Linked DNA regions of Homo sapiens: region 1 is linked to region 2. A link is a loop called in an ENCODE intact Hi-C map of the cell type or tissue named here. Cell type or tissue: dorsolateral prefrontal cortex. All regions are shown on one strand. Each heading gives the region's core, and the rest is flanking DNA. Links, peaks and the distances in the headings are about the cores only. Region 1 overlaps SNTG2 (syntrophin gamma 2). Region 2 overlaps TPO (thyroid peroxidase).

The links. Peaks named below come from ENCODE experiments on the same cell type or tissue, not always from the same donor. Only the 100,000 strongest peaks of a DNase experiment are listed, where the experiment ranks them.
Region 1: a loop joins it to region 2, with 3 times the contacts of the local background. A loop is called at or near these places in 4 of 110 quality-filtered maps.

Annotation. Positions count from the first base shown.
Region 1 is chr2:1,221,830-1,231,961 of GRCh38, reverse strand. All of the region lies in intron 9 of SNTG2 (syntrophin gamma 2), which reads right to left. Among named protein-coding and RNA genes, the nearest start is that of TPO, 190 kb to the left of the region's middle. In dorsolateral prefrontal cortex, for the core only: no CTCF peak of the experiment used is centred there; a DNase peak (open chromatin) is centred at 4,501.
Region 2 is chr2:1,543,182-1,553,313 of GRCh38, reverse strand. It overlaps TPO (thyroid peroxidase), which reads right to left. Exons shown (of 17, transcript NM_001206744.2): 17 at 9,641-10,132. LALTOP (lung cancer associated lncRNA targeting TOP2A) reads left to right here. Exons shown (of 7, transcript NR_198949.1): 5 at 6,379-6,770. LOC102723730 (a long non-coding RNA gene) reads right to left here and starts at 1,384. Exons shown (of 3, transcript NR_168373.1): 1 at 760-1,384; 2 at 457-576. RefSeq lists a silencer at 2,395-2,504. In dorsolateral prefrontal cortex, for the core only: a CTCF peak has its summit at 7,135 (motif pointing right); a DNase peak (open chromatin) is centred at 7,113.

The sequences.
Region 1 (10,132 bases), core at 2,294-7,293, 320 kb after region 2:
CATGCATCTTGCCGTGGAGCCATCACGAGCCTGTGTGTTTGCTGAGGGCCTCAGCACAGAGGGCGTCCTGCATTTGTTCATTCCACCACGGCCAGCACTAACAGCCCTGGCACTCAGTAGGCACACGTGAGTGTTTGCTTTGTGAGTAAATGTTTGAGAAGACCCAGCAGGATTCCAGCACCTGGGTTTGTCACGGGAAGGTGGTGTCTACACTCCCCTCTGCCTGCTGCCTGCTGGTAGGACTGACTCCACCCTATCTCAGCCACGCTGTGGGGTTCCCTCATCTGACAATGGGCTCACACCACTGGGCTGTAAGAAGGAAACAGAGGAGGGAGGTGAAGGGAGGAGCTCATGGCTGGCATATGCACATTTAGCACATCCTCATGATCATTTTCCTCTCCACTGGGGACCATCTGGAGCGAGGGCACAGTGCTGCATTGAATGGCTTGTGCTTCCTTTCATACCCACACTGCGGGGCATGTCACCTGATTATAAGAACTGGTCATATATGATAGTGGCAGCAGTAGCTGTAACAACAACAGAGAACTAAATAAAGGCCATCACTCATTACGAGCTGGCTTTGTGCCAGGCTCTATCCTAAGTAATTCACGTTTCGGATCTATTTCACCCCCGCAGTGACCCTATGGAAGAGGCATTGTCATTATCCTAAGTAATTCACCTTTTGGATCTATTTCACCCCCGCAGTTACCCTATGGAAGAGGCACTGTCATTATCCTAAGTAGGTCACCTTTCAGATCTATTTCACCCTCGCAGTGACCCTATGGAAGAGGCACTGTCATTATCCTAAGTAGGTCACCTTTCGGATCTATTTCACCCTCGCAGTGACCCTATGGAAGAGGCACTGTCATTATCCTAAGTAATTCACCTTTCGGATCTATTTCACCCTCGCAGTGACCCTATGGAAGAGGCACTGTCATTATCCTAAGTAATTCACCTTTCGGATCTATTTCCCTCTCGCAGTGATCCTATGGAAGAGGCACTGTCATTATCCTAAGTAACTTACGTTTCGGATCTATTTCACCCTCGCAGTGACCCTACGGAAGAGGCACTGTCATTATCCTAAGTAACTTATGTTTCAGATCTATTTCACCCCTGCAGTGACCCTATGGAAGAGGCACTGTCATTTCAACTGCACAGGGTACAGGACAGTAGGTAGCGGGGGCTTGTGCCACTGGCCGGGCTGAAGAGCTGCTGAGTGTGGGGCCCGGGCCTAGGCTTGGGAATGTCTGGCGCCCCACGCTGTCGACCAGGGCACTGTGCTATCCGTAAGGTGGGACCCATGGATCTGGGCACTGCGCTGCCCACAAGGTGGAATGGTTATCTGCGTTTACTCCAGGGATGCACAACCAGCATCCAGGGGCTCAGTGCTTCTTCTTGGTTATCTGAGATCAAACGAGACCAACCAATTGGCCTCGACCACCCAGGTGGGCACCCCCAGCAGCAGGCAGGACAGAGGGTGATCTGTGATCACAATGGGACTTCGCTTTTCATCCAGGTGAAGGCATCACTCACAGAACTGTCCCGAAATCTTCTCGGCTTCAGCATCGGCCTTTTCTTCTCTGTAAACTGCTCCTGAGTCCCGGCCCCCAGACATCCAAGTTTCCAGTGCCCGTCCCTCTGATCCTGGCTGCCCGCGCCATCTGTTTATAAAATTGTGTCTGATATACCAGGCAGGTCATCATAACACAACAGCATGCCTAAGTTTGCTCACTGATCTTTGTTTCCTTTTTCCATTTCAAAGAATAAAACTTCATCATTAAAACAATGCTGTATCCTGGTAGTGAGAGGTGACAGCGTGCTGGCAGTACTCACAGCCCTCGCTCGCTCTCGGCGCCTCCTCTGCCTGGGCTCCCACCTTGGCAGCACTTGAGGAGCCCTTCAGCCCACCGCTGCACTGTGGGAGCCCCTCTCTGGGCTGGCCAAGGCTGGAGTCCACTCCCTCAGCTTGCAGGGAGGTGTGGAGGGAGAGGCACGAGCGGGAACGGGGGCTGCGTGCGGCGCTTGCGGGCCAGCTGGAGTTCCGGGTGGGCGTAGGCTTGGCGGGCTCCGCACTCGGAGCAGCCGGCCCTGCCGGCCTCGGGCAATAAGGGACTTAGCACCCGGGCCAGCGGCTGCGGAGGGTGTACTGGGTCCCCCAGCAGTGCCAGCCCACCGGCGCTGCACTCAATTTCTCACTGGGCCTTGGCTGCCTTCCGGCGGGGCAGGACTTAGGACCTGCAGCCCGCCACGCCTGAGCCTCCCACCCCCTCCATTGGCTCCTGTGCGGCCCGAGCCTCCCCAATGAACACCGCCCCCTGCTCCACAGCGCCCAGTTCCATCGACCACCCAAGGGCTGAGGAATGCGAGCGCACGGCGCGGGACTGGCAGGCAGCTCCACCTGCAGCCCCGGTGCCGGATCCACTGGGTGAAGCCAGCTGGGCTCCTGAGTCTGGTGGGGACTTGGAGAACCTTTATGTCTAGCTCAGGGATTGTAAATACACCAATCGGCACTCTGTATCTAGCTCAAGGTTTGTAAACACGCCAATCAGCACCCTGTATCTAGCTCAGGGTTTGTGAATGCACCAATGGACACTCTGTATCTAGCTACTCTAGTGGGGCCTTGGAGAACTTTTGTGTCAATACTCTATCTAACCTGATGGGAACGTGGAGAACCTTTGTATCTAGCTCAGGGATTGTAAACGCACCAATCAGCACCCTGTCAAAACAGACCACTAGGCTCTACCAATCAGCAGGATGTGGGTGGGACCAGATAAGAGAATAAAAGCAGGCTGCCCAAGCCAGCAGTGGCAACCCGCTCCGGTCCCCTTCCACACTGTGGAAGCTTTGTTCTTTTGCTCTTTGCAATAAATCCTGCTACTGCTCACTCTTTGGGTCCACGCTGCTTTTATGAGCTGTAACACTCATCACAGAGGTCTGCAGCTTCACTCCTGAAGCCAGAGAGACCACGAGCCCACCAGGAGGAACAAACAACTCCAGACGCACCGCCTTAAGAGCTGTAACACTCACCGCGAAGGTCTGCAGCTTCACTCCTGAGCCAGCGAGACCACGAACCCACCAGAAGGAAGAAACTCTGAACACATCCAAACATCAGAAGGAACAAACTCCAGACGCGCTGCCCTAAGAGCTGTAACACTCACCGCGAGGGTCCGCGGCTTCGTTCTTGAAGTCAGTGAGACCAAGAACCCACCAATTCTGGACACAGTAGCCTGCATGAATCCAGAGTGAAAATTATCTGGACTATCAAATGGAACATGGGTGGAGGCTGCACACCTGACAACGAACGGAGCAACAGAAGCCGTGGCCGCGCTTTTACCCAACACCAAAGTCGGCTCCTGTCCCTTTAGTCCACAGCTTCCTAAAACCAAGTGGCTCAGGGCCCGGGACACAGCAGTAATTTCTAAGTAACGTGAGAAAATGTTGAGATCTGTTGATAAAAGGAAGCCCAGAGCAGGCCCTCCAAGGTGGGCAAGAGCCTGGGTGTGCAGGCATGGACCATGGCAGTGGAAGTTGAGGGTCTCCCAGGGGCTGGACAGCTGTGCTGAACGGGGCCTGGGTGAGAGAGAGGCGCTCCTCCCCCCAGCAGGGAACCACAGCCAGAAACCAGATGGATCAGGGCCAGAGCCGGCCTTGCAGTCCATGTTCTCTGATCCTAAGAGAACCATATTTTGTAAATGTCAAAGCCACATTTTAAGCACACATGTGAACATGGGTAATTCACAGTCCATGACCACGAGGGCCCCCCGCCAGCTCGAAAGTGCAGACGTGAGTGGAGCTTCATCCCACGCTGGGAGGTCACAGGGCTGAGTGTGCACGGGAATGACAGAAGCACTAGCTGAGATCTGAGACATGGTACAGCACTCAGTCCACACAGTGCAGCACTCAGACACTCAGACCCCAGCCTTGAGTCGCAGAAAGGCCTGGACACTGCAGGTGCTGTCTCATCCCCAGCACGAGGCGGGAGGCTTCATCCCCTGCACGAGGCGGGAGGCTGCCAGCCTCTCAGGCTCTCTTCCTCATTTTTAGAATGGAGTCCGACCTGCCCAGCAGAGCGGTGTTTGGTGCCACAGAATGCAGCAAAGTGCCCTCGCTTACACCCAGCAGAACTTTAATAGCGGCACCAGTATGAGCAGAAGAATCACCAGGGAACTTGTTTATATTTTATACAAGTTGACTGTAAAACATAATCATGTCTCAGAGGAAATGATTAATTCCACCAGAGGACAGACACCAAGGCTGACCGCAACAGGCCAGTGCTACCTTCAAGCCCTAACTTTGGTGGAGACCCAAGCTCAGCTTCCCCAGCTGCGGCTGCACAGGCCCACACTCCAACAGGCCTGAGGAGCTTGTGTGGAAGCTGCAGGACTCCAGGGTGGATACCGTGGGGAAACGGATTCGTGGCGGAGCGGACGAGCTCAAAGGCTGTCTGCCGTGACTCTCCCTCCCACACCAACAATGCTGTTGATTAGAGTCACATGGGCGGCTCCTCCACTTCCGGAGCGAACACCCACCTGCAGCAGCAGACGCTGGACACCAGCCAGGGGCCGACTGTCCTCCACCCATCCGTGGCCTCGGCATAGCAGCCATCAGCTGGACAGGCTGTTAGTCCTATAGGAATCCTTCCTACCCTGGAAAGTGCACACAGTAGGTGCTCAATTCCTGCTTGGAAATAAATGCATGTTTTGTTTGCTTCTGTTCAAGAGCTATTTCATCATCACTGGAAGAGATTTTGTATGTTTGGTTTGGTTTTGTTGTTAAGGGCAAATGCAGAATTAACTTAGGAGAAAACACCGCAGAACCTCTTTCAGTGATGATAAAATAACTCTATAAAAATGTAAACACTGATTTAAAATACACAGTTGGGGTGGTGCTGAATGTACAAGGACACTTATACATCGCACCTCTCCCTTAGGGCAGACAGCACGCAGGGCACCTGCTTTCTGTCCAGGGAAGCAAGGCAGCTGCCTGTTACAGGTGCTGTGAAGTGTGTCTAATGGGCTTGATTATGGGCTCAAATTCCTCATGTTTGAAAAAACAAACACATTTTAAGAGTTCACTTTACATAATGAGTGAAGTTACTGTTAAAAATTCAAAATACAATCAATTTGAAACAGAGATAGATTTATTGTCTATAAAAATAAAACAGTCTAAAAGATTCTTACAGGCTAAATTTACTGGGACTAAGTCCTAATCTCTCAAAATTTAGTTTTCTATAACTATTTTGCATAAGAGACTTGCGGTTTTACCTATAGCTGAAGAAAATTAAGATAAGAAGCCTGGCTTGGTCTCCACCTTTTCTCTCAGTTCAGTCGAAGAGTGTCCTTCACAAGCTGGGTCCCACGTTTCTCTCGGTGTGAGCCTTGGTGTATCACAGGCTTCCGTGTCCAGGAGGTCACTGTCATGGCCTCGAGGCCTTGCACCTCCATTTAGCAGAGCTTTGGTTTCCTGTGTCTTTCCATACTGATGGGGTGATTCCAACGGAAATGCCGCCTGTATTCCCAGTTGGTGCTGGGGATGGAGCGTGGCACGGCCCCACCCACTGCTGCCTATGCTTCCGATTTAACCTCTATGAAGCTGGGTGACTGGCAGAATGGGCGCCATGTACATGGAGAACATTCTGAGCAATCATCCCGTTTTTGAGAAACACACATTGTGTTCAACAGTCCTCCAGGTCCTCTTCCAGGGATCAACCTTCATTTTAAAATCCAAATCCACCTTTCTAATGACATAACCATGTAGGTTTCCTCTAAATTGACAATAACCTAACAGGCTATCTCAAAGCCCATGGAATCAAAATCAATGGTTATAAACCAGTAGAATTTGGTATTGGTCAATAGAATGCCTTACATTCCAACTTTAATGCATTTTTGAAAGTTTTAATATGTTTTTGAAAGTTATCATTTAATCACATAATCCACAGCAAGGTTTTTTTTTTTCTTTTTTCCAGTGTAGTGAATGGTATTAAATGGTGGTCAAGAAATGTTTCCCACATAAAATCTGATCACTGAATACACGGCTGGTGTTAATGGGCCTCCGTGTGCCCTCAGATTGTGCCCTGCCCAGGTGTGCTAAGCTGCACACACCGTGGGCTGCACCTCCTGAGTCAAAGATGAGAAAGACCTGGTGTCACTCAAGAGCAGGACGAATCATCCCTGAGCATCTGCACTTTTCTACTTCATTCAGATCCCTGGGAACGAACGTCTCTGCAATGATTTCTTAGTCCAGACGGTGCTTAAATTCCACCCCAAAATGCAGACGTGAGTGGAGCTTTGTCCCACACTGGGAGGTCACAGGACTGAGTGTGCACAGGAATGACAGAAGCGCTGGCTCAAAGAGCCGCCCGTCAATGTTTCCTGCCAACCGTAAGCTACGGACTTTACAGAACCACAAAAGCAGTAAAAGCCGACTCTCAAGAGAGGACCGGACACAAGGATGCGCAATTCCACCTCCTGGCACTGCTTTTCTGCGGCTTACTTTACGACCGGTCAACGATGTGCAAAGAATTCTTAGGCTCCTTTCACAAAAGCATCCTGATTCTTTTCATACTCCTGCATACGTCTTTAAATATTTAATACTTTTGGGAGAAATGAGGACGGATAACACATAGATTACTAACAACTGCATTTAAAACGAGGATAAAAAGAACCAGCTGGCACATATTCTTGCACACCTTGTAATAAACACCGTGTAAATTACTTTATATGCTGCAGTGGTTTTAGCCCTCACAATCATCCTATGAAGAAAGTCCTGTTGTTATAATGTTAAAGATGAAGAAATCAAGGAGGATGTAGATTCACCAATTTTCCCAAGGTGACTCATAAGGCCAGAAGTGGTTAAGGCAGGGACACACATACACAAGTGAGCTTTATAAAGAACTCAGTCTCCGATTCACAACCTCAGTTCTTAACTAACAAAGAGCCTCTTCTGTACATTAAAGCCACGTGAATGGCCACTGCTTACACAGCTCAATGTTTTCCTGCCTAACACTGCATTTTTCCTATATATTTGTTTAGGTGTTAAACACAACTGCACCTGCTGGAGGGGTTCCGTGAACTCCAGGAACGTAACCACTCTTGTGACCTGAGTTATCACGGCTTCCATTCTTTCTCCTGGGATGGAAACGCTGCGTCTGAAATGAGCCATAGAGTGAGGCGAGCCCCGATTCAGAACACCCAGGCAAGGCCTGCAGACTGGACCCAGTCCAGGTAAACATAAAAATCTCTACAACAGGAAACCATTCAGCCAGGAGGATAGTTTTGCGTTTCCAGATAAGACTGAGAATGAGGTGAGGGGAACATGGAATGCATTCTGCAGATGCCGCCGAGGGTTCTGTCTGTACCTCCTCCTCCCACGCTGGGCACGCGGCATCAGAGAGGCCTTGGGACACTCCAGGTGAGGGGCCTGGGAGGCAGAGCATGGGGAGATTTGGTCTCTGAGGTAAGCACAGAGCAGGTAACAGGAGGGGTGGCCATGCAGCAGAGGAGGCGAGAGGGGGATGAGGAGGCTGGGAAGCCAGGTCAAAGGTCAAGGGTCAGGTGGCATCCCCAGGACTGTGCTCCAGGCAGAGGCACAGATAGAAGAAAAAATGAAATTAAATCCAGTTTTTGAAGAGTGTGACTTCCATAGTAATGGAAAAGTTTGGCCTAATTCCTAAAAGTGGAGTGTCCCTAGCAACTCCCATCCCCAAGTCTGGGGTCAAATTCCCAGTGGATTGAACGTGGCTCCCCAAACGTTCAGTGTTGAAATCCTAGCCCCCGAGGCAGTCGTGTTGGAAGGTGGGGCCTTTGAGAGGTGATGAGGTCCTGAGGGTGCAGCCTGACGGGGTCTGTGCCCTTACAGAAGAGGCCGCAGGGAGACCCTCACCCCTTCCTCCACAGGGAGACACAGAGAGAAGGTGCCATCTGCAATGCAGGACAGGCCCTCACCAGACTGACCACCTGACCCTGCACTTGCAGCCTTCAGAGCTCGAGGGACGCATGCCTGCTGCATAAGGCCACCCATCTGTGGAATTGGGCTACGGCCTCCAGAGCTCGAGGGACGCATGTCTGCTGCATAAGGCCACCCATCTGTGTGCTGCGTAAGGCCACCCATCTGTGGAACTAAGGTCACCCATCTGTGGAACTGGGCTATGGCAGCCCACACTGACTAAAACGAGGTCTTCAGAGCCAGGTTAGTGTGCTGAGGTCATGTACACCCTGAAGGTCTCGTGCCTTTAAAACCTTCTCCATCCACTCTTTCCACCAGACACGCCTGGCTCCTCCCTCTTTGGGGATTAATTTGGCCCAATACGAATGATGTCACTGATAGTTCTCCCCTTTCAGCATCAGGAAAACTCAGTGACTTTGGTTCATGTTTAGTTGTAATGGGGAGGGTGCCAGGAAATTGAGGTGAGGGGTTCATGGTAAAATGACTCTGGCCACAGCTGTGGTTGTGGGGCTAGGAGCACAGGGATCCCAGGATGCACTGAGGAATCCGACGCAGTTGGCAGAGACACAAGATCAGTGCCCGGGCTGCAGGCAGGACAGGGAGACGCCCTCCATCACTGCGCTGCTTTCCTCTACAGCGATTCAGCACCTCCACGGCAGGACAGGGAGACGCCCTCCATCACTGCGCCGCCTTCCTCTACAGCGATCCAGCACCTCCAGCAGCAGGCAGGACAGGGAGACGCACTCCATCACTGCACCACTTTCCTCTACAGCGATCCAGCACCTCCAGCAGCAGGCAGGACAGGGAGACGCCCTCCATCACTGCACCACTTTCCTCTACAGCGATCCAGCACCTCCAGCAGCAGGCAGGACAGGGAGACGCCCTCCATCACTGCACCGCTTTCCTCTACAGCGATCCAGCACCTCCAGCAGCAGGCAGGACAGGGAGACGCCCTCCATCACTGCACCACTTTCCTCTACAGCGATCCAGCACCTCCAGCAGCAGGCAGGACAGGGAGACGCCCTCCATCACTGCACCACTTTCCTCTACAGCGATCCAGCACCTCCACCAGCAGGCAGGACAGGGAGACGCCCTCCATCACTGCACCGCTTTCCTCTACAGCGATCCAGCACCTCCAGCAGCAGGCAGGACAGGGAGACGCCCTCCATCACTGCACCGCTTTCCTCTACAGCGATCCAGCACCTCCAGCAGCAGGCAGGACAGGGAGACGCCCTCCATCACTGCACCACTTTCCTCTACAGCGATCCAGCACCTCCAGCAGCAGGCAGGACAGGGAGACGCACTCCATCACTGCACCACTTTCCTCTACAGCGATCCAGCACCTCCACCAGCAGGCAGGACAGGGAGACGCCCTCCATCACTGCACCGCTTTCCTCTACAGCGATCCAGCACCTCCAGCAGCAGGCAGGACAGGGAGACGCCCTCCATCACTGCACCGCTTTCCTCTACAGCGATCCAGCACCTCCAGCAGCAGGCAGGACAGGGAGACGCCCTCCATCACTGCACCACTTTCCTCTACAGCGATCCAGCACCTCCAGCTTAAGAAGCCCCTCCTGTTCATTTTCATCACAAACTCTGATAGCCTATGAAATCTCCACACACAAAGGAAAGAAAAATCAAATTAATGTTTAAAGCAGACAACTTGTTACGAATTTATCTTGCTTGGATACGAAGAAAAGATCTTAATGTCCAAAAGCGGAGACTTTGCAGCATCTTTTCATAGACAGGGCGCTAATCCCTTACAGTCAAAATGAAAAAAAACGAATAATCCTCAGAGGTGAAAAGAAAAGATCCTCGACTGAGAGGCTGCAGAGGGAGAAAAAGAGAGACAAAGACAGAGATAGGCAGAGACAGAGAGAGACAGAGAGAGACAGAGAGAGACAGAGAGAGACAGAGAGAGACAGAGAGAGACAGAGACAGAGACAGAGAGAAACAGAGACAGAGAGAGACAGAGAGAGACAGAGATAGGCAGAGACAGAGAGAGACAGAGAGAGACAGAGACAGAGACAGAGAGAGACAGAGACAGAGACAGAGAGAGACAGAGACAGAGACAGACAGAGACAGAGAGAGACAGAGAGAGACAGAGACAGAGACAGAGAGAGACACAGACAGAGACAGAGAGAGAGAGAGACAGAGACAGAGACAGAGACAGAGACAGAGAGAGACA
Region 2 (10,132 bases), core at 4,738-9,737:
CTCTAGGAGGACGAGGTAAGGCCCAGAAGGGAAGGACAGTGTACCTCCTAACTGAAAAAGGCCCTGAATGATAGCCACGTGTCATGTTAATAAACAATGAAGATGCTTTTATGAGAAAGGCTGCATTACAGGCTCGTATAGCCTTAGACAGACTCACTGCAGCCCCAGAGGGAACCTGCACCATCACAAAGACTGAACGTCATGTCCCTAACCCAGATGAATCAGATAATGTCCCTAAATTAATTACCGATATGAAAACCCAATAACAAAACTTTCAGATCCAAAACCTCTCCACACAGTTGGTTAAGCAGCTGGTTTAGGTCTTGGGGAACTTGGCAGAAGCAGCTGTTAATCAATCGTTGGTTGGGTTCTGGCCTGTTTTGTCTTCCCTGCTCTGGCATTGGTGTGCAATGGAGTCAGTTCACAACTGAAGATACTAAAATAATCGTCACTCACAGAATCCCATTAACGGACAATGCAGCTGTGTAGCCTGACCAAGGTCACCACGTCACTTCCTTCATGTGGCTCCAGGTTCGGCCTATGCCCCGTCAGTTCTGTACAGCTTGGCACATGGCCCTAGACATGGGAGACAACGTCCTAGGAGTGAACCTTCCTAAGTATCTGGGGCTAAGCCCCTAAACATACAGAGATTCCCAAACCATCTGCATTCAGCTACTAAGCTTTCTTCAAAAGGATCATGTTGATGTTGAAAAGGGGAGATGTGAAATTAATCCAAACTGAAAGCTGTTGGAACCGTACCTGATTTTGAGCCTTGAGAGGAACGTGGCTGTGGGGCCTGCGTCGCATGGTGTGAAGCTGCACCTTCTGCTTCTTTATTCTGGGTCAAATCTCTTCCTCATTCTTGTCCTGTAATGATTAGGAAAGACTGAATGGTACCAGAGGTGAGACCGCCTCAAGACCATTACCCTTCCTTATGGGATGTTAAAACAAGCTTCCTTAGTGTAGCGAGCTGTGACCAATCAAGTCAAATCGCTATAACCTATGTCTTGATCTTGTTGGAAAATGCTGCAACCTGTTAAACCTCTGCCTCTGACTATGTAAATGAGACTTTAACTTTCCATTTTGAGAGTCTGTGTTTCCTATGTGACTATCCTCCAACTTCGTGTTCAAATAAACTCCACACTTCATCATATTTTTGGATTCTAAGTATTTAAGCTTGAAAATTGCAAAGACACATTATCATGTTTATGCGCTGTCAGCATTCTATGGAAGTTTAGTGCAATTAAAATCGGGAAAAGGGTCAGGTGCAGTGGCTCACACCTGTAATCCCAGCACATTGGGAGGCCGAGGTGGGCAGATCACCTGAGGCCAGGAGTTAGAGACCAGCTTGGCCAACATGGTGAAACCTCATCTTACTAAAAATACAAAAATTAGCTGGTATGGTGACAGACACCTGTAATCCCAGCTACTAGGGAGGCTGAGGCAGGAGAATAGCTTGAACCTGGGAGGCAGAGGTTGCAGTGAGCCGAGATCGTGCCACTGTACTCCAGTCTGGGCGACAGAGTGAGACTCCATCTCAAAAAGAAAAAAAAATTGAAAAGACTTTTTTGTTTCAGTGTACATTACAACCACTCAAATTAGTTATGGGTATACTTTTCTTGCCTTTTTTTCACAGTTTCTGCAGGAGGTGGGCTGCCTTGTGCTGGTCAGGATGTCAAGCACCTTTGGGACTCTGCCCATTAAACCACAGGGGATTTCCTCATTATTGCGACAATTCCATCCCCAGAAATATCCCACGTGCCTGAGGTGGCGGCCATCTCTTCGTAGGGAGACTGTCGGAGCTTCCTTTTAAACAGACTCTGCCCTGTCTCTGTGAAGACGTTCAGGTGCTGAGCACACGGAGGGCGGTGGGTGGGGGGACATGAGACTGTAGGCAGCTCTCTAGAGCCCCTTTCACACGTGGGTCGTCACCCACCGACTTTCGGATCTCTGGGAGTGGGAACTGCACAGGCTGGGATGTTGTTTGGGGTCATTGCACCGAGAAGTGTTCCATGTGCAATGTGGTTAGAATCTTGTCACCCTAGGAATGGAAGGTCTTCAAGACCATGGTATCCAACCCCTCCATCATGCAGATAGGGGACCTCAGGCCCTCAGGGCGATAAGAAGGAATCAGGCTTTCGAAGGTTAAGGAAGTGTCAAGTGCAAAACTCGGTCTCTGGAGCCCTGAGGTGGAGCCTCACCCTCACCCTGGCCCCGGCGTCCTCAGCCTGTGGGCGCCCAACTGCTCTGACGCAGCAACTGGCACGACCACCAGCCCCAGGGAGCAGCAGCGAGTTTCCAGGGTTAGGAATCACCCGGGAGACAGTAATTCAGACTCCCAGGCTCCACAGAAACCTGCAGGGACCTCGGGGAAAGGGAGCTTCGTCCTAAGGCTCCGCTTTGGGGAGAGGCTGGGCGGCCACTAGGTGGCGCTGCGGAGCCGCGTCTTCGGCCGCAGGTGCCCGCGCTTGGGAGCGGGAAGCCAGGCTGGGTCATGCCGGTGCTGTCACTGCAGGAGGCAGAGACCCCACATCCCGCAAAGACGGAGGGGCTGGATTCCACCAGCAGCTGAGCCCATCTCTCCGCCCTTAAAAATCAAACCACATCTTAGGACAATATCAGGCTTGCGAACGAAGCGTCCAGGGGTGGCCCACGTGGGAAGGAGGGTGAGGCCGTGGGCCCCCTCGGTCCAACCTCACAGCCTCTCTGCTCTCCCCACTTTCGAGGCAGATTTCTGGGAATTTGGGAGTTCAGAGGGAGGAGAAATAAGTCGTTTGTCAGCAGCCTGCTCCCTGATCTCCAAGGTCCCTAGAAGGACAGGCGCTCCTCACACGGCCAAGCCTGGCCCGGTCCAGGTCTCTCCATCCAGCAGCCCTGCGCTCTGTCTCTCCCTGTACACTTTCCTCCCTGCCTCCCTCCCTCCATTTCTCCCTTCCTTCCTTCCCTCCCCGCACAGGATCTGCCATTCCTTAGCTGTGAAATGCGGGCACAGGGCCTGTGATTGATTGCACTCTGGGTGACAGCAGTAGCAGTACCCTCAGGCAGGTCAGTTGACTCAACAGAACCAGGTCAAAGTCCCCCAGCCCACGGGTCCAGCTCAGTCAGCCTCTGCTGGTCTACAGGAGCCCAGCCCTGGAGCAGGGACACCTTTGCACCAACAGTGCTGCATGAGATGGGCTGGGGTGAGCCCCCAAAGCCAGGGCCTGATGGAGGCCTGCAGACCCAGCAGGAGAAGCCCTGCTGTCAGCTGCAGAAGAGAAGAGGCAGGTGTCTGGAGAGGGGGCGGGCGGTGTCCTATGGCAGGTGGAACTTGTCCCTATTTACGTGGCTGGGGTGGGGCCACAGCACAAAATGGATGTCCTGAAAAATTCGAACCAATCTGGAAAATGTGCATCCACCTCTGCACTATGCCTGTTCTGCACCATATGCCTGTTCTCTGCCTCCCTCTGGGCCAAGGCTTACCTGCCCTGCAGCCTCAGGAATGTCAGTCTGGTTTCCGAGAGAGGGACCTAGAAGCCACTGAGTAACTGTGACTGGAGGGACCTAGAAGCCACTGAGTAACTGTTACTGGCAGGCACTGTACTCATCTTTCTCCTTGGATTATCTCATGAAACTTCTCAATGGGAGCCATCAAAGCTTGGCCCCTCTGCTTTTCTCCTTGGGGTGGTCACTTTTATGCTCTCCCTGGAGCGCCTGTTAAGTATGAATCACTGCTCTAGGAAAAGAGCTGCCAGGCAGAAGGGCAGACTTGCACAGCCACTGGCTGCAGCTGCTCCGGGATCCAGTTACTTACCAGGACTGAGGACTGGAGGTACTCTGCAGACAGGTGCTGGCCCCGGGGACTGGGCTCAGCCTGGGATGAAACTCGCTCCTGTAGAGACCAAGGGTGGGTGAGGGCAGGAGGGAGGGGTGTGGGGCCAGTCCATCCCGGAGACAGTTTCCTTCTCCTTACCCATTGCAAGGCTCGTGGTGGACACCCCTGCACCCAAAGTCACACTGACAGGAGGGCATGGCACATGTGTTTAGCCAAAGCCTTCCGCCACACATGAGGACCCAAGGCCCCGGGAAACGGAATTCTTCTGCTAAGCCTGAGGAAGGAAGCAGGAACCAGGGGGTTCTGGGAGTGGACAGAAAGGCGTGCCCTGGAGCTGGTGAGCCGGGAGCCTGGCCAGGCCCCTTGGCAGAATCCTTCCTGGGTCTGTGCTGGGATCGTCCCCTGGGTGCCCAGCAGGACACAGACACTCAACCTTCCGGGAGAAGCGGGGAGGCAGAGAGCTACCCTCCCAGGTTTTACGGCTTGCTTTCAGGGAGAAGAGCCCTAGTTTCCATTATGGCCTTTGTAGTGGGAAGAAGGGTGAAGGCCAGAGAGGACTTCTTGCTTCTGTTGACTTCCAGATCTCCCTCAGCTCAAAGCAGGCCATTCACCAAGGTGCTGCATTTGGGGTACTGCGTTTTGAACCCCGATGGGGGAGGTAGAAAATGCATCTGAAATTGCCTGCAAAAATGGCAGTCATGAAAAGTGCATTACATTTTTTTTTAATGGTAAAGCAAAGAGGCTCTGACCACTGTTTCATTCTTTAAAGATTTTTCTTTAAAGATTCCCAAGAGGCGAGTTCCCTCGGTTTATTTTAAACAAGCTATTTAATGCTGTCTTATGATTTCATTGAGTTTTTATGTACATAAGTTAAACACTGACTAAAAATATTTATCCTTAAATAGTCTGTCACTGACCAATGAAGTGTCATTTTTTTGTTGGTAGAGTTTTTTTTTTTTTTTTTTTTTTTTAGATGGAGTCTCACTCTGTCACCCACGCTGGAGTGCAGTGGTGCGATCTCCACCTACTGGGTTCGTGCCATTCTCCTGCCTTAGCCTCCTGAGTAGCTGAGACTACAGGTGCCCGCCAGCACGCCCGGCTAATTTTTTTTATATTTTTTTAGTAGAGACGGGGTTTCACCGTGTTAGCCAAGATGGTCTCGGTCTCCTGACCCGTGATCCGCCCGCCTCGGCCTCCCAAAGTGCTGGGATTACAGGCGTGAGCCACCGCGCCCGGTAGTTCTTAAGGGTTGATTCCCCTTCACTGATCGGGTGAAAGAAAGCCCTTCCATACTCCTAAACAGGAGTGGTGGTGTGATGTCTGTGTGTGCAGGTGTGGTATGTGGTGTGTCTGTGTGGTGTGTGTGCAGGTGTGGTGTGTGTGTGGTAGGAAGTGTGAGTGATTTTTGACTGTGGGGACGTGTATGTGGTGTGTGTGTATGGTGGGTGGTGTGAGTGGTTTTGGGGGTGTGTGTGTGTGTGGTGGGTGGTGTGAGTGATGTTTAGCTGTGTGTGTGTGTGTGTGTGGTGGGTGGTGTGAGTGATTTTTGGGTGTGTGTGTGTGGTGGGTGGTGTGAGTGATTTTTGGGTGTGTGTGTGCGGTGGGTGGTGTGAGTGATTTGTGGCTGTGTGTGTGTGTGGTGGGTGGTGTGAGGGGTTTTGGGTGTGTGTGCAGTGTGTGTTTCTGTCTTTCTTTGTGTAATGCTTATCGATATACTCACATGACGTACTTATTTCACTGATCACAGGATTTCAGTTTTTGAGAGGTGTCTCTTCTTGACAGTAAATATTGATTATTTAAATTGTGCAAATGCAGAGTTAGTTAGGATTTGAGGTTTTATTCCAGAAAGTTCATGGCGATGTGGAAGGCTGGAAACTGATTGCCTGAAAGATATCCGAGTCCCTGGAACCTGTGAACGAGACCTTACGTGGAGAAAGAAAAAGGATCTTTAGAGGGAAAAGATTAAGGGTCTGGAGAACAGGAGAGCTGCCTGGACCACCTGGGGGAGCCTGAGTGCCACAACCCAGGCCCATTCCAAAGGGAAGTGGAGGGGTTTTCCACAGACAGAGGGAAAGGAGACGTGGAGGCAGCGGAATTGGAATGGGGCAGCCCCGGTCAGGTTTGCCTGGAGCCCCCAGAACCTGGAAGAGACAAGGAAGGGCCCCGAAGAGCCTCCAGAGGGAGCGCGGCCCCACAGACACCTCCACCTGGGAGTGCTGGACTCTGCCACGGGGACAGTGTCCATTCCCTGTGTGGGGCCACCCTGTGTGTGGGAGTCCATGACGCAACCCCGGGAAACCAACACAGGCAGAGACGGAAACCTGCAGGGTCTGAACCCCAAACCCAAGACCTACTTGTCTCTCCCAGCCCCAGGTCAAGTGCTCCCTCCCCGCTCCACCAGGGGTCGTGCTCCCACTTTCCCCAGGCCTGGAGCTGCCCCCAACCCCAAGAACAGTGCTCCCTCCTTGACTCCCAGGGATAGTGCTCCCCCTAACCCTAGGGATAGTGTTCCTCCACGACCCCCAGTCCGGTGCCCTAACTGCAGATTGCATTCTTGGTTGCAGGAAGTCATGAGCGAAGAGACCGTGAGCCTCTCCCAAACCCCGCATGTGCTGACATCTCCACGTGTGCTGTGTCCTGGGTAGGCTTTCTTCATAGACCGTGCTTCCGTCTGTCTGGAGTTTCCGCTTCATCCATCTGTCCACAGGGAGGACGCACACCCCTGAGTCCGAGGCCACACCACGCATTCTGTAGAAACTCTCACTGCCCAGGGAGCACACTTTATTAGGAAAGCTCCAGGTTCACAGAGGCTCTGGGCTCTCTCTGGGCCCGACGCCCTTCACTGTTTGAACTCAGCAGCTGCCTGCAGGTGCGGAGGACATGCACCTTCCAGCCTTTGTCCTTTCCTGGCCTTCTCGTCAATCTTACCGTCTGTCGGCCCTAAGTGGATGCTCGGGTAAGTAAGTCCGTAAGCAATGAGCAGTTCCTGTCCTTAGCATGTCTGGGGTCTGTGGCTTTTGCGAAGGCATCTGCAAAGCTATTGCTGACATGGATGTCATGAGGTTCTCTCCCTTATTCCAGAGCTCAGTAAGCCCACAGGGCACAAGGCTCTTGACATTCACAGCTGAGTGAGAAAGTGGTGATGTTTAACTATAAGCATGAAAAACCCAAAAAGTACAATAATAAGGTTTCCATGTGCAACGCATGTATCCAGCGCCCTGGAACGAAACAGACACGTGTGCTCTTTGAGCGGAAGGAAGATGCAGGTCAGGAAAAATGGTGATTCTGCTGTTTCCCAAGTCACCCAGCAGGTGGGGGTGTCTGCTCATGGAAACCCGCATTTGCTAGGATACAATTTCCCTCTTTCTTTTTCACGAAGGAAAGGTCAATTCACTCAGAAATTACATCCTTAGTGAGATACCTATGACTTGTAGGGCCCCATACACTCAGAACCCCCGCTCCTGGGGGACTGCTGGGTGAACGTGGTCCAACATGTGTAATATTCATAAGGAATGGGTGTTACAAGCCCAGCAGGCTGTATGGCTTTCATTAATTTGGCCAGAGTCATTCACGAATAGCAGAATGTTTAATATGGAAGCAGCAGCCACCCAAATAGCAAACACAATTTGGTAGAGATGTGGGCTGTTAGCGCCGTGGCAGGGGTGAGGCAGTCTTACCAAGTGCTGATGGTGAAGTGTGTTGTCATCTCTTCCTGAACTTAAATTTGTTACGTGACTCTAAGCAATTCACTTCCAATGCCTGGGACTCAGCTATTTCCTCTCCAAAATCAAGGGGCTGTACAGAGTGACCTTGGGGTGTTCTCCAGGGCTAACACGGTACCAATTATCCCAGTAAGAGGCCAAAGCCGCGGCCAGTTTGCCTGAAATTCTCCTGTGAGTGGCCCAACAGAAATAATCAAAGTGAGTGGATGGTGTGACAGACACAGAAAGACCTGGGAAGGAAGCTGACCAACTCCCTGGATACTTAGCCAGGCACAATCTTCTCAGTTAGATCTTTAAATCGATTGAGATTTGGCAAAATTGTTACAAATCCTGGCAGCATATCAACCAAGATCATTATACCCATTAAGTAACTAATACTCTAAAACTCTTTGACCCCAAGGAGTGTCAGGATTGTAGCACTGTGAAGATGCTGCAGACGAATTAAGGCTGATCCCATCATCGGGGATTGTCAAGGTTGTGAGCCATCAGTGTGTAATCATCCAGGGACTCTTAAAATATGTGTATCACTATAGTCAGGGCTCTGCAGTGAGACAGAACCAATAGGCTACATAGGTAGGTAGCTATATAGATAGACAGGTGATAGATAGATAGATAATAATAGATAAACAGATAGCTAGCTAGATGGATGGAAAGAGGATATTCAGTAGGAGAATGGGCTCATGTGATGGTGGAGGTGAGAAGTCCCAGGACAGCCTGTCTTAGAGTAGATAGATAGATAGATAGATAGATAGACAAACAGATAGCTAACTAGGTGGATGGAAAGAGGATATTCAATAGGAGCACTGGCTCATGTGATGGTGGAGGTGAGAAGTCCCAGGACAGGCTGTCTTAGAGCTGGACACTCTGGGATGCCGGTCATGTGACTCAGGACCCGAGTTGCAAGGCCTCAGAGCCAGGGAAGACAATGGCATGACTCAGTCCAAGGCTGAAGGCCTGAGAGCCCAGGGCAGGGAGTGCTAGTGCAAGCCCAGAGTCTGAAGGCCAAGAGGCTAGAGTGCTGATGTCCAAGGGCAGGAGAAGAAGGGTGTCCCAGCTCTAGGAGACAGACACAGCTACCTTTTAGTTCTATCCGGGATTGGATGGTGCCTACCCTGCATTCAGGCAGGTCTTCCCCCTCAGTCTGCTGACTCACAGCCCAGTCTCCTCCAAAACAGCTCATCCTCTTATCCATCCATCTAGCTGAGGCTGAGACAAGATCTCACCGGCCAGCTGGGCCTCCCTCCAGCCAGCCAGGTTGAGGCCTGGTGTTAACCATCACTATATGGCACTACTCCTTCTGGCTAATCCCAGAGGGCAGAGGTCATGCAGGCACCGCATCAAGCCAGGGTTCCTTGTTTTGGTGTCAGCAAGAGGCTCCGAGGTGGAAGGGAAGACCGCTCCCCAGTCAGTGTGTTCCAGTGCATGGCAGGGCAGCAGCTGGAAGTAGGAGGCCTGTGTTCCCTTCGTGGAAATGATCCTGAGGTTGGGCGGCCACCTCCCTTCACTGCCCAGAGCGGGTGCTGATGTGTTGTGCGTTGCTGCGATTCCCTGCGTCTCTCCTCACCTGCTGATGGGAACTCTCAGCAGCTCCTCTGCAGAAGCTGGGTCCTGTCCCTTCCCTGGGTGTTGATATGGTTTGGTCTGTGTCCCACCCAGTCTCATGTGGAATTGTCACTCCCAGTGTTGGAGGAGGGGCCTGTTGGGAGGCGGTGGGATCACAGGGTGGGTTCTCAGGAAGGGTCCAGCACCACCCCTCTTGGTCCTGTGCAGTGAGTCCCCTGCCATCTGGTGGTCTCCATGTGTGGCTGCCCCTCTGCCTCCCGGCTCCTGGCTCCCAGCCTGTGATGGGCCTCCTACCCTGCCCCTTCCACCATGACTGTGTTTCCAGAGGCCTCCCCAGAAGCCGAGCAGATGGCAGCACCATGCGTCCTGCACCACCTGCGCAACCCAGAGCCAGTTAAAACTCTTTTCTTTCTAAATGACCCAGTCTCAGTGGTTCTTTATGGCAGTGTGAGAACGGGCTGCTTACCGGTGTGATAAGGGCAATTTGTGAAATTTGCCAGGATATTTTTAATATTGTTTTAATTATGAAATCATTCATGAGTTTTATTTTAATATTGTTTTAATTATGAAATCATGAGTTTTACATGAACAAAACTAAGAGTTTGGGAACACACAGAACAGGATGGCCTGGCACCTAGGGAAAACAACAGTCTGGTATTTTTGGGTCACAAAAGTTATAAAAAGCAAACCATGCTTTCTCTACATAACAGTAGAGCGAAATAAAACATCCTGAAGCAAAATGTTCATAGCCCTCCTGTGCCACTGTTGTCATTCGTGGGTGAGATCATTCAGTGCTGCCTCGATGGTCTGTTTTATCCATGAATTAGTTACCACTCTCTTCTCTTAGTGCAGGTAGAACTCCAGGTCAGATGTGTCTGAGTTTGCTTTCAATGCCGAAGGACTCCTAACTATTGCCTTGCGTGAGGCTGAGGGCTGCCTGGGCTGGGACCCAGCACTCTGGAATTCAGCTGCTTCACATGTGAAATGAGGACGGCAGCTTTACAGGGTCGCGTGGCTAACGGTGCCCCCGAGA